Regions from separate parts of the Mus musculus genome. Here region 2 is linked to region 1. A link is a contact called in ENCODE Hi-C or POLR2A ChIA-PET data. All regions are on one chromosome and are shown on one strand. Each heading gives the region's core, a stretch centred on a gene start or an enhancer-like site at or near the end of the contact. The rest is flanking DNA. Distances are from core to core; before and after follow the strand shown. Region 1 holds the start of 4921531C22Rik (RIKEN cDNA 4921531C22 gene). Region 2 holds the start of Cables2 (CDK5 and Abl enzyme substrate 2).

Region 1 (5,950 bases), core at 88-2,587:
GGCCCTGAACGTGTTCTCCTGTGTCAAAAGAAGACTCGTGGGTTTTATTTACAACTGTGAATTTCTGTTCCTTCTAGTGTGTGTCAAGCCTATACTGGCTTCTAGCACCCAACCTGCTTCCTCATTGTCTCTTTCTTTTTACTGGCTTTCCAAATCTGGAGGCTGATGTTCAAGAACAAAATTTCTGTTATTTAAGGATTCCCAAGCACACTTTGCAAGTGAGGGCACTGTGGGGTTTGTTTGTTTGTTTTGTTTTTTGGCTTCAAGGCGCACAGTTCCTTAGGTAGACTATTGCTTAGAGGACAGCTGGGGTAGGGTGGGGTTTGTATAGTAGTTATATAACTCATTTAGTTTAAAAGGCTGGGACAGGATCAGCACACAGGCTGAGAGTTTATACTCTGCTTTTGAGAGAATAGTTCTCACCTCACCTTTTTGATACAGGGCCCCACAAGACCCCCAGGCTGGCCTCCAACTAAATGCATAACAAAGGTTGAACTCCTTTTCCTCCTGCCTTCATCTTCCGAGTGCATGGAGGGTGTGTGTGGGTAGTAAAAGCTGGTGGGAAGAGTCTCTTTCAAGGCACGAAAGGAAAAAAAAAAAATTACAGTGTCAAATTCCTCATTCCCCAGTGCTGGATCTGTGCAGACCGTGGCAAGTCTCTTCAGAGGTGACGATGATTCTAGGAAGGTCAGTTGCGTTGAGGTCCCCAACAAGCTTTGCCATCTGGAATTTGTTTTCGGCCTTTTCAAAAAAAAAAAAAAAAAAAAGGAAAGACGAAATCCATAGCGATGTCCAATAAGACGGCCTTTTGGTTAAGAAAACACCCAGAAAGAAAGGGGAGAAATGGTAACGAAAATGTTCCTACAAAGTGCCAGCAAGCATCAGTTTAGAGGATTTACAACCAACCCCCCCCTCCCCCACGAGAAAAGTAAATAAAGAACAAATCAGCTTCCGGATGTCCAGCTTCGTCCGGGGTGTGCACGGCCCTCGTACTAACCGCTGTAAGTCAGGGGAGCTGACCCGTCGTGTCCGCGGCGTCCTCTGCGCACCTCTCCGCCCCGAAAGCGCCTTCGTGCCAGGACTCCTGCTCCTCTCTGACCGCCGGGGCCCCGGGAGCGCCCGCGCAGCTGTCACCGCCCGCCCTGGCCGCAGCCATTTTGGAAGGGTGCAGACAAAGGGCGAACCCCGCAGCCGGCTGCCGCGACCCACCCGGCGCCTAGAGCCGCCGCTCTCCCGGCCCCGCTGCCATTCCCACCAGCGCTCCAACAGCCGACCAGCACCCAGCGCCTAGCCTGCTCCCCGGCCTCTGGCGCTCGCAGCCATTGGCCGCGTCTTTTAAGAGCCCGCCGCAGCCAATCGGAGGCCACAGGGGCGCGGGCGTGGGCGGTGCGTGTCGGCGCGCCTGCGCAGTGGGCCGCCCCTCCCCCCTCCCTGCGCGCCGCGCCCCCGCCCGCCCCGCGCACCGCCCCCCGCCCCGCTGGAACCTCCTCCTGCCCAGGCGCGCTCGGCCGAGCGGCGGCGGCGGCGGCGGCGAGGAGGAAAGATGGCGGCGGGCTCGGATCTGCTGGACGAGGTCTTCTTCAACAGCGAGGTGGACGAGAAAGTGGTGAGCGATCTGGTGGGCTCGCTCGAGTCGCAGCTGGCGGCCAGCGCGGCCCACCACCACCACCTCGCGCCGCGCACGCCCGAGCTGCGGGCCGCGGCCGCCGGCGCGCTCGGGAACCATGTTGTGAGCGGCAGCCCGGCCGGAGCCGCGGGCGCAGGGCCGGCCGCCTCCGCCGAGGGCGCGCCCGCAGCGGCGCCGGAGCCGCCCCCCGCAGGTAGAGCGCGGCCGGCGGGTGGGGGCCCGCGGCGCCCGGGCTCCAGCTCACCGCGCCGCTTGCTTGTCCCCGCAGGGCCCGCGCCGGCGCCCGCCAAGCTGAGGCCGCTGCCCGAGGCCAGCGCGGGGCCCTGCCCCGCCGCCGCTGCCGCTGCCGCCGCCACCGCCGCCGCCGTCGCGGGGCCGGATCCCGCCGCCGCCGCCCCACCCGCCGGCCCCGGCGCCTCCAAGCCCGGCCCGCCTGGCCCGCCCGGCCCCGGCGCCGCGCAAACTTTGAATGGGAGCGCCGCGCCGCCCACCGCGCCGCACGCCGCACCTGCTGTCAGCCCGGTCAACAACGGGCCCGCGCCGCCGCCCGCCGCCGGCTCTGTCATCCAGGCGGCCCCCGCGCCCGCCGCGCCCTCGCCGCCCGCCGCGCCCGCGCCCGCCGCGCCCCCGCCGCCCGCGCCCCCAGCGCCTGTCGCGCCAGCCCGGCCGCCCGGGCACCCCGCCGCGCCCGCGCCCCCCGTGTCACCCGCTGCCGCTGCCGCCGCCGCCGCCGCTGCCGCCGCCGCGCAGAACGGGGCCGCTCCTGCCCCCGCCGCGGCCTCCGGGGGCGCCGCGGGGTTGGGCCAGCCGGGCGCGGGCGCGCAGGGGGCCAAGGCCGAGGCGCCCAAGCCCGGACCGGGGCCCGGGCCGGGGCCGGCGGCGGCGGCGGCGGCGGCGGGGGTCGCGGGCGGGGGCGCGGCGGGCAGTGTGCTGCTCGGGCCCGCCATGCCGGGCGCGCTGCCGGGGCCTGCGCCCGGGACCCCCGCGGGGCTGGCGAAGGGTGCGGCCGCGGCGACCCCCAGCCTGCCTCGGACGCCGGCGGCCACCACCGGCGCTATCCGGGCCACGCTGACGCCCACCGTGCTGGCCCCGCGCCTGCCGCAGCCGCCGCAGAACCCGACCAACATCCAGAACTTCCAGCTGCCCCCAGGTGAGTGGCAGCGCGCGGCGGGAGGCCGAGGGCGGGTGCACCAGGCTGCCCTGGCGTTCCAGGAAGTTCTGGGCTGCATTCTGGGACCGTGCCCTAGTCGGGTGGCCCGAGAGGCCGAGGGGCGGCCCCTGCCCAGGTGACCTGCCAGTTTTGAGGGCGTCCCAGTCCTGGAGCTCCCAGATCCCTCGGGGAACTCTGCTGTCCCATTCGGATGCTCTGGGCTACCACCGTATAGCCGAGGGGCCCTTCTCTCTCCTTCCTCAGGTGAGGTCAAGAGAGGGCGAACCGACTACTCACGGGCATGCTAATGAAGTCTGTGGAAGGCGGCATGGGCTTTCCTGTTGCCAGGGAAGCCGGTTGGGGACTCCATGCTGGGAGCAGGCGTTTAGTGGTCATCAGTGCCTGAAAGTGGACCCTGGGTGTTTTTTGTTGTTGCCATCCCTGGAGGTCAGTAGGACACTTAGTGCGTAGGGGTCTGCGGATGCAGGAGATCATGGTGATGTGGATTCTGGGACACAGGAGCTGTCTCGGCTCTTGCAGATTCCACACATGTTCTGACTCTGTTGTCCTCGAATTCCTAAGGGTCCCTTGGGTTTGTCGAGTGGCTCCTTTCCTCGCTTGTAGCCTGCTTTTGTTTGAGAGTCCTCTGCAGGAGTGTTCCCACAGAACCCTGGGCCGGAGCAAGCCCTGTGCGCTCCTCCGGTATTACACGGTGACATGTGCAAGCAGTAGTAGCAGCGCCGCCCGCCCGCCCGCCCGCCGCGGTGGCAGTAGTAGAGAATTAGAAAACATGCTGCTACTGTGTCCTCTCCTGTTTTCTTAAAAGTGGTTTGGGTCACGTTGAAAGACCTACAGCATCTTTAGAATTGGGTTTTGCTGTGGAAGTCAATGAGGATTGGGAAGGCTCATCAAAGGTCCAGAGATACCTGCCCTATCTATGGGGATATAGGACCCAGAAGTGTTTGAGAGGTTGCAGGGGCTGCCATGCTCTGAGGAGGCGCTGGGTGTGACATAAGGCCTAGGAACTGCAGATGTCTCTTGCCACACATCTGGGGTTTGCTGAGAAGTGAGCAGGGTGTGTGTGTGTGTGTGGGGTGGCTGTGTGTGTGTGTGTTTTGTGTGTGAAATTGAAATGCCTTGTTCATTATCTTCATTCTGACCTCTGGGTGGAAAGTATGGCTGATATTTATAGTTTAAGATGCATTTTGTGCTTGTAGTCTGCTGTTCGAAATGCCACAGTACTTTAACACGGACTTCCCCAATGCAAGTATGTGCCCACATTGTCCTTTTATCAGGAAAGCTGGCTTAGTCAGGTGCCCATGGCATCCTTCCATAGCAATCCTGGCTTACCCTGGCTCCTTTGCTTTTGAGTGCTGCACAAGTGAAGTCCGTCTCCCTGGGAGAAGGACGATGTCATTTGAAAAGGGCATTGGCTGCTGTCTGCACCACTGCTGCCTCCTTTTCCAGGTCAGGTTCAGAGTTGGCGTGTAGAGCAGAAGATAACTCCTTGGGGGAAATGTAAACATGTTCATTATTTGCACGTCTCTGCGTCTGCGTCTGCATCAGCCCCCATGCTTGTGCTGGAGAGTAGGGCAGAGTCTGGTGTGTAGCAGACACCCAGAGCTCTGCTTCAAAGTCCCACATGCTTTCTAAAAAAGAGAAAACTCACACCCATCCTCTGTACCCCTGGCTTCTGTTGCTGTTTTGATAAGGAGTGCTGATTGATTACCTTACTTTAAAAACACCCAAAGCTAAGCTAATGTTTGGTGCTTAAAACCATTACCACCAGTGCTAGAAAACCGACATCTTTTTAAACAAGACGGGGAGGCGTAGTCAGAGGATGCAAGCATCCTAGTTTTGTCCTGTAACTGCGTAGGCAGAACTTTTTCTAACTGATGTTCCTCCTTCATTGATAGCTTTTATAATAAAATATACTCAGGAAAGATGAAAATAGGTTCTAATAAAACGTTGTTTAGCCAATAGCAGCCTTTGCACGGTAAAGTGGAGAGAGAGGGGGAGGCAGGTTTCAAGGCTACACATAGGTGTCAAGTGGAATAGCATACCATTGGCAGTTGAGAGGAGTGTGAAAAGGGCTGAGTCCCTCCCAGTGCCCTCATGAGAGAGGTCATGCTGGGGGAGGGGAGGGACACAGGCTTCACCCTGAGGTCTGTGAGATCAAGTTTAATCTTCAGCATTCACCAGGAACTTCTAATAAGTACCTTGAACTTGTTTTTTAATTTCTTTTATTTTTTTAAGCAACCGGAGCCCCGATCTTCCCTGTCAGGACAAGTTTCTAAAGGGACTGGGATGTTACTGTGGTTGTGACTTGCTGGTGGTTTGCTGGTGCCAAAGTCTAAGTTTGATCCACAATGAGAGCTTTAGATAGTTCTCAGATTGCTGGATGGCAGGTGCACATGTCAGGAGGAGATAGAGGCATGTCACAGTGTGACTATAGTTGTCAAAAGGGCAGGTGAGAGAACCTCAGAGTTAGTGTGTGCTCTGGTGACTTTGAGAGTTCTGGGTGAGGATGCTGTCCTGCAGGCTGTTTTTCTAACTTGGCAAATTAGCATTTTCTTTTACGTGTGCTCATTCTACCTTGGTATTGAATTTACTCTCATGTTGCTCTAGAACTTGGCTAAATCATAGGTTCTCTGTGTAGGAGCAAACATTCCTTCTGTTGGCTTGGATGCTGTGGCTCTGGAGTGACACAGGTGTCAGGTGCTGGTTCCCACACGTGGATGTGGATTAGTGGCTCACCACATTTGGGTCTGCCTGAGTTGTTGGGCAGATAGATTCTCAGGCAGCTCAGGGTGGAGTTCTGGAGGGGTTATGGGCTGGGGTTCTGAAGGCCAACTTTGGCAGCAGCAACCAAGAGGAACATTCTTGGAACTTTAGCTTTTCTTACTCGAGGTCACAGTTGCTGTTTGCTTATGGAGCCTCAGTTTGTCTGACTGTAAAGTTTGTCTCTGCTGAGTGAATAGGAAGTTGTCCATTGCCCCACAGGATGAGACATGGATGGGCACAGCTGCACTTTAGTCCTAGTTCCCTGATCCTTTCCCTGCTTGAAGGATGGTAACAGTCTTTTTAAGGTTAGTTTTATTCCAGTGAAAAGTCTTACCCAGTGGACAAGAAGTTTGGGGCAGGTTGTCTTGCTCTGAGTGGACAATGCTGGG
Region 2 (6,316 bases), core at 3,789-6,288, 300 kb before region 1:
CCACTGTGGATAGAGGCTGTGAGGTCCAGAAGACGTTGTTCTAAGGGAAGGCTCCAACTCACAGGGCTGAAAAAGCCAAGCAGGGAGCTACCTAGCAAGTGAACCTAGGTTCAGAACTCCGGCAAGATCCCCGGGGGCAGCCCCTCTATGTCCTCATCTGAAGAGTCATTATTCTTTCTTGTCCTGGGACTGCATGCCCAAGACTGCCAGTCTGGCTGACCTCATTCGTGTCTTTTAGAGCCAAAGAAGGTCAGAGCACAAAGGCTAGCCCTGGAGCAACTGGAGGAGTCAGACACATCAGACACCAAGGTGGGTCCTCAGTCACTCATTCAAGTTAGTCCTGGCGGATGCCCAGGCAGGAGAGGGTGTCCTTTGCCCTGAGCGTGTCTCCTTCTGCCCAGGCGGGCCTGATTTCTGAGGCAAGTGCAGAGCCAAGCATGCCAGGGGTGGGGCATGCTGAAGACCACCAACAGAGTCAGCAACAGAAGAGGAAGCGGGCCTCAGACCTGCAGGACAAAGGTACCTACCTCCGGGAGGGGAAAGCGGGGCCTGGAATGTGATGGGTGTGTCTCTAGACACCTGGAGAATAGCATCTGGGTTCCAGTTGGAGCCTGATAGAAGCCCCGAGCCTCTTCAGGAAAGGCCTCTGTGAATCCTGGCCAAATGACCTCCTTGAGGTAATCCTGGGCCTTAGCTTCCTTCCCTCAAGAAGACCAACACCAGAGTTCCATAAACTTAAGAGTTAAGAGTGCGGCTGAGAGGGTCTGGGGTGCAGCTCAGTTGGCAGAAGGCTTGCCTAGCACCCCTGAGCCTCTGGAGCTCACATCCCACACATAAAGAAATAACATCTTCCACAGAGAACAATGCGTTGGTTTTTGTTCTGATTTGTTCTTTTGTTTTGTTCTGAGACAGGGTTTCACTATATAGCCCCGACTGGCCTGGAACTTTCTCTGTAAAAAAGACCAGGCTATATCCTCAGATTCACAGACTGACCTGCCTCTGCCTCTTGGGTGCTGGAATTAAAGGTGTGCACCACCACCCCCAGCCACGGGAACAATGTAAATTACATTAGGATCCTCAACTGCCACAAGGCCAGCCTAGGCAATATGAGCCCCAGTCTCCAAAAGAGAGACAGGGAATTGAAGACAGTTATACCGTGCCCTGTAAGCAGCTCCCTGGTGCTGGCATCTTTGGACCCTCTTGTGACCCTCTGGGCAGCCACAGAGGCACATCCAGCTGGCTCTGGGGTATGTGTTCCTTCAGTGTCAGGGCTGCTCACATGTTTGCCCAGGGCGGTACCTTTGAGTTCAACTCTGTCTGATAAGATAGCAGACTCCCAGCCTGGTCCTGGGTAAGAGTGTCAGGACACTTCCTCCTCCGGTGCACAATGGTGAGTCTTTGAACACCTAAGCTAATATGCATGTACCCTATGTTTGCCCAGGCTACAGCTCAGCAGGCTGGGCTGGGGCCACCACAATAAGCCATTGTTGCCGGAAAGGGACTGACCGCAGCCTGTGTTTGCTCCGAGTGGAGGCCAGGGTTTCTGTGTCATTTCCAAGCACTTCCTGCTATGTACGCACGGGCTGGGGTGTGGTCCACTGAGTTACCAGAGTCTCACCTTCTGCCTTTCACGTTGAGTAAGACAGCCAGTGAGAACAGGCTCATGTCCCGTGAGGGTCATGCTCCCACTTTGCCTAGCAGGATGTCACACATCCTAGGATTAACTCAAGCCATGCAGAATGGGAGGGGTTTGTAGCTGTCTCTGTCTGTGCTCTGACCAGCACATAGACTCAACACCACTTGACACACATGAGGGAAACTGAGGTTCTGCTCCATAGACCCAGCATCTCAGAAGGTCCTGGGTGTTACTTGCCCAGACCAGATGCCCACCCCTTGTGGTCATAGTCCCAGCCACGCTGGCAGTGAGAGAGACTCTGGGGTTAGGCTCTGTGAGAGTCAGCCCTTTGGTCATACTTGTGGGTCTCCTCCCGTGCTCCAGCCAGTCACTACCTTGTCAGGAGCAAGAGTGGCCAACAGACTTCACCAAGTTGCGTTTTCCTGAGCCTAGAAGTAGAAAGCCAGAAAAACCGGCTGCTGCCATCTCTATTCTAACTTCATCTTTCCCACAGCCCCCAAGAAGCCATCCCAAGGGAAGAGGAAACCGAAGGAACCCCTGACACCGGCGGAAGGTCCCAGGAGCCCAAAGGAGGACTTCAGCCTCTCCCCCATTAACAGCTGTCGGGAGACCTAACTCTCCAGACTGAGGGACACTGCATTTGCCCAGAGGTAGCTGTCACAGACTGTTGCCTGCACAAGTCAAGCCACACGACCTGAAGATAGCTCGGAATAGTCAATGCCCATAAGCTCCGCCTACATCCAGAGGGGCTGGCCAGCCAAGTCTCTTCTCAGGTTTCTGGGAAGCTCCTCCCATCTGAAGGCAGGGCGGGGAATAGGGGAGCCTCAGCCTAGCCCTGCTTCTTTTTCTGGGCAAGGTCCCCACCTCCAGAGGAGATGGAGGTCCCAGACTTTTCCAGGCTAGGAAGGACGCTTCAGTCAGCGCGGTCTCAGGCGCCCCCTTGTGGAGTCTTGGCAGATGCAACCAAGACTAAGAATTAAGAATCAGCCCTGAACCACTAGATCCTGATGGTATTGAAGAAACTTAGGGAAATACCTGTGTATGAAGTTTAAGAGCTGCCATTTCCAGGGCAAAAACAGGCACTGTTGGCAAAGCACCAGTCAGGGTCCAGTGTGGGGAAATAAGGGAGAAAGAAGCTGCCTTGGGGAGGTCAAGGAAGGTGGCACCTGAAGCTTAGATTTGGGTTTTGAGGGTTGAATAGAAGTGTGCCAAGCAGGCAAAGTTCCTAGCATGCTCTTATAAGCATCTAAATATGTGCCAAAAGGTCAGGGTGAAAGCCAAGGAGAACTCACTTGACCATAACTGAGTGAGGAAGGCTGGAGCTGGCCAAACCAGGTAGAAGGACTACAGCATAAAAGGGAACTGTGGGTATAATTGTAAGAGCCTGAAACTTCCAGAACTGGAGAAACTGTCACTGGGACTGGGTGAGGCCTGGGCTTAACAGAGTACCATTCTCTACTGAGCACACCTGAGAGGCCCGAAGGACAAAATTCCAAGGGACAGCCAGGTGTGTGTGTGTGTGTGTGTGTGTGTGTGTGTGTGTGTGTGTGTGTTCAATCAGTTACAAGATTCTTCAGCTTTTTCAAATTTGAATAAAACACAAGCTGTATGTTTTATCCACTTTGACCTCCTGGTCAGGTTTGGTCTGTGAGGGAAAAAAACCCACAGTACCACACCCAGGAAGAGGCCAAGTTCCTGTTTAAATGTCCCTCAATCACCTCACAGGTTTGTCTGCCAATATTGGGGTCTAGCTCTAGGGCTATGTCCACACTCATGGTACCCTGCCAGGAGCACACCTCCTTGTCATCCCTGTCAGACAGTGGCTTCTGTTAGCCACGATCAATTACCCATCCCAAAGCAGCTTAGTCATACAGCTAGCACCTCATACTACCAGAGACCAAAACTCAGAAAGGTAAGCAGCCTGAGTGTGAAGGACACCACCCCAGGTCAGCAGACACCATGACCCCCTGACAGAAATTACTCTCTCTGGGAGTGCCCACCACTCAATGGACCAAGCCCTGCGTTCTACTAGACAGGAAAACTGTCCACCTTGTCACTGGTTCCTGGCAGGGTAGCTAGGAAAAGGCAGTGGAGAAGAGGGGGGTCAGAACAGAGTAAGGGTAAGCCTACTTGTTCAGGGATGACAGGGAGATGCCATGGATAGAGGGGGGTGTCTGACAGAATCAGCCTGCCTGAGCCTTAAAAGCAGGGAAGGAACTGGCAGTATGAACTCCTATAGGTAACACTACCGATGGCTTCTCCCAAGGAAAGAAGCCACTTCCCAGGGATCTCTCTCCCTCAACCAACTCCACTCCAGCACCCATTTTAAGCAGCCACAGGACCAGAGCAGGCAGTGACCATAGACCAAAAAGAACATTGGGGAGATTTTCCTTTGTGTTTCTTCAATGATCCATCAAACACTTTAAAGACAAGAAGTCGCCGGGCAGTGGTGACGCATGCCTTTAATCCCAGCACTTGGGAGGTAGAGGCAGGCAGATTTCTGAGTTCGAGGCCAGGCTGGTCTACACTATACAGAGAAACCCTGACTTGAAAAACAAAACAAAAGAAAGATAAGAAGTCCACATAGGTTGGGAGCTGGAAAGAGCAGGTGATGGTAGGGTGAAGACTCTGTACAGGGAAGGGCCGACATACACACACGGTACTGAGCCAGAAGGGTTTGTATACTCGAGTCCTGGACATCCTCCACGAAGGAAACTGAAACTCCAGTATCATGCAGACTCAAGACCACGTCCATGAGGCAACTGAGATGTCAGCTGCCCTCAGACCATAGACGGGTGTCTTCAGCAGTCAGTGAGGAGGCCAGGCGGCACAGCCCGGAAGTTACAGGCTCTGGTGGAACATGGATGGATACCTGCCCAGAAGAACCCCAGGGCTGAGGGAACACCCCGGAGCAAGTGACCACAACAGGCCCGCACCCTGAGTCTGCAGCCCATAATGAACATTCGCTGAAGGGTGCCCTGTACACCGAGTCCTGGACGGGAGAACAGGACACAGGTTCCGTGCACCTACCGACCTTGCCGTGTTTAGCCACGCCAAACCTACAACAGACAGAAGACTCTAGGACTCAGGGGAGCGCCGGGGCAAGCCACATATCGCTAGCCGATCGAAGGGCTCAGAGGAGCCTCATTTGCATGCAGGCGCGCCGCAACCAATGGACAGGGACCGCGGAACTATATTTGCATATGGGCGCGCCGCGGCCAATGGGCGGGAGCGACGGGGTGGTATTTGCATACAGGCGCGCCGCAACCAATAGACAGGAACCGCGGAACTATATTTACATATGGGCGCGCCGCGGCCAATGGGCGGGAGTGACGGGGTGGTATTTGCATGCAAGCGCGCCGCGGCCAATGGGCAGCTGCGCGGCGGCGCGGCGCGGCGGCGCACTCGAGCATGGCCGCGGCTGCGGCGGGAGGAGCCCCGGGTCCGGCCCCCGGCCCCTCCAGGCCCGCGCCGGCCGCCCGGAACCCGCCGGCCGTGCCGCGGAGGCGCGGGGACTCCCGGCGCCGTCAGGCCGCCCTCTTCTTTCTCAACAACATCTCCCTGGACGGACGGCCCCCGAGCCTGGGTCCCGGAGGCGAGAAGCCAGCGCCGCCGCCGCCACCGCCCACCGAGGCCCGCGAGGCGCCCGCGCCGCCGCCCGCTCCACCTGGAGGCCTCCCGGGGCTGCCAGCCAGGCCCGCGCCCCAGGGCCTGCTCAGCCCCACGACGGCGCCCGCCGGCCTTGGCCTGGACGGGCAGCGCCAAAGGTGAGTGGGCTGGACGGGGGCGGCTGCACGCTGGGGTCAGGGTGGTGGCCTAGAGGCCTAACCAGCACTCCGGCTGTGTGACCTATGGCCTTGGCAGCCCGGGGCACCGGTGGTGGTGAGCCAGGTCCCTCCTCCCAGGTTGTGGGGTAGTTGACCTATGGGTTCGGGTAAGCCACAAGCTCGGCAGACCTGGACATGGTTGGGATGAGGTGGGTCCATTCACCCCGCACACAGGTATGGTCACCTGGTACCCATCAACTTAACACTCAGAGGTCTGGGTGAACCGGAATGGTCAGCCCAGGACACAGGGTCAAGATGACCAGCCCAAGATCAAGGTGTCGGGTAATTAGGGAAGAGGGTTCTTCAGCCCATAATGCAGGAGCCAGGGTGGTCCAGGGATCCTTCATTCTGGTACTTGAGGGCCCATCACCGCAGCGTGCAAGAGTCAGAGAGGCTCGCAGTCCCGTCTGTCCTTGACTGGGACTGAGGTGATGTGGCAGCATCAGTCCAGAATACAGGAGATGAGTTTGGGATTAACTGAAGCTGGTCAGCCTCCAGAGGGAAGGGATAGTCCCACTAAAACTGTCAACTTCTGGATATGGGGTCAGCTCTTTACCTTGAAAGTCCCACTAAAGCTGTCAGCTCCTGGATATGGGGTCAGCTCTTTACCTTGAAAGTCCCCTGAATATGGATTTCGGAGTTCCCTTGGTCTAATTGACTCTAGACACATCCCTCCCCTGGCTACCCTACACAGAGACTCACAAACACTTTTTACAGGCTGTGTGCCCAACTCAGCTTGTGGGCCAGGGTCTTACCTACCTGGTCTCATCTCTACTCGGCCTTATACACCTGACCACCTCCCTGCCCTCTGTCCCACACCTGCTGGACTCAGGGTCTGCAACATGTAACTGTT

What was found. Hi-C counts contacts between places; a loop is a spot of excess contacts on that map. ChIA-PET counts read pairs that join two places held with the same protein, here RNA polymerase II (POLR2A).
Region 2: a loop to region 1 is called in a map of heart, with 4 times the contacts of the local background. The contact joins the promoter of Cables2 here to the promoter of 4921531C22Rik in region 1. A Hi-C loop is called at or near these places in 2 of 37 maps with a recorded cell type or tissue (heart and regulatory T cell). POLR2A ChIA-PET finds 5 or more read pairs at or near these places in 1 of 5 experiments (embryonic stem cell).

The regions. Positions count from the first base shown.
Region 1 is chr2:179,972,240-179,978,189 of GRCm38, reverse strand. 4921531C22Rik (RIKEN cDNA 4921531C22 gene) reads right to left here and starts at 1,337. Exons shown (of 2, transcript NR_033782.1): 1 at 998-1,337; 2 at 1-741. It overlaps Taf4 (TATA-box binding protein associated factor 4), which reads left to right and starts at 1,544. Exons shown (of 15, transcript NM_001081092.1): 1 at 1,544-2,777. The coding sequence starts at 1,544.
Region 2 is chr2:180,272,187-180,278,502 of GRCm38, reverse strand. It overlaps Cables2 (CDK5 and Abl enzyme substrate 2), which reads left to right and starts at 5,038. Exons shown (of 10, transcript NM_145851.2): 1 at 5,038-5,403. The coding sequence starts at 5,048. It overlaps Rbbp8nl (RBBP8 N-terminal like), which reads left to right. Exons shown (of 13, transcript NM_173031.3): 12 at 239-309; 13 at 402-857. The coding sequence ends at 560.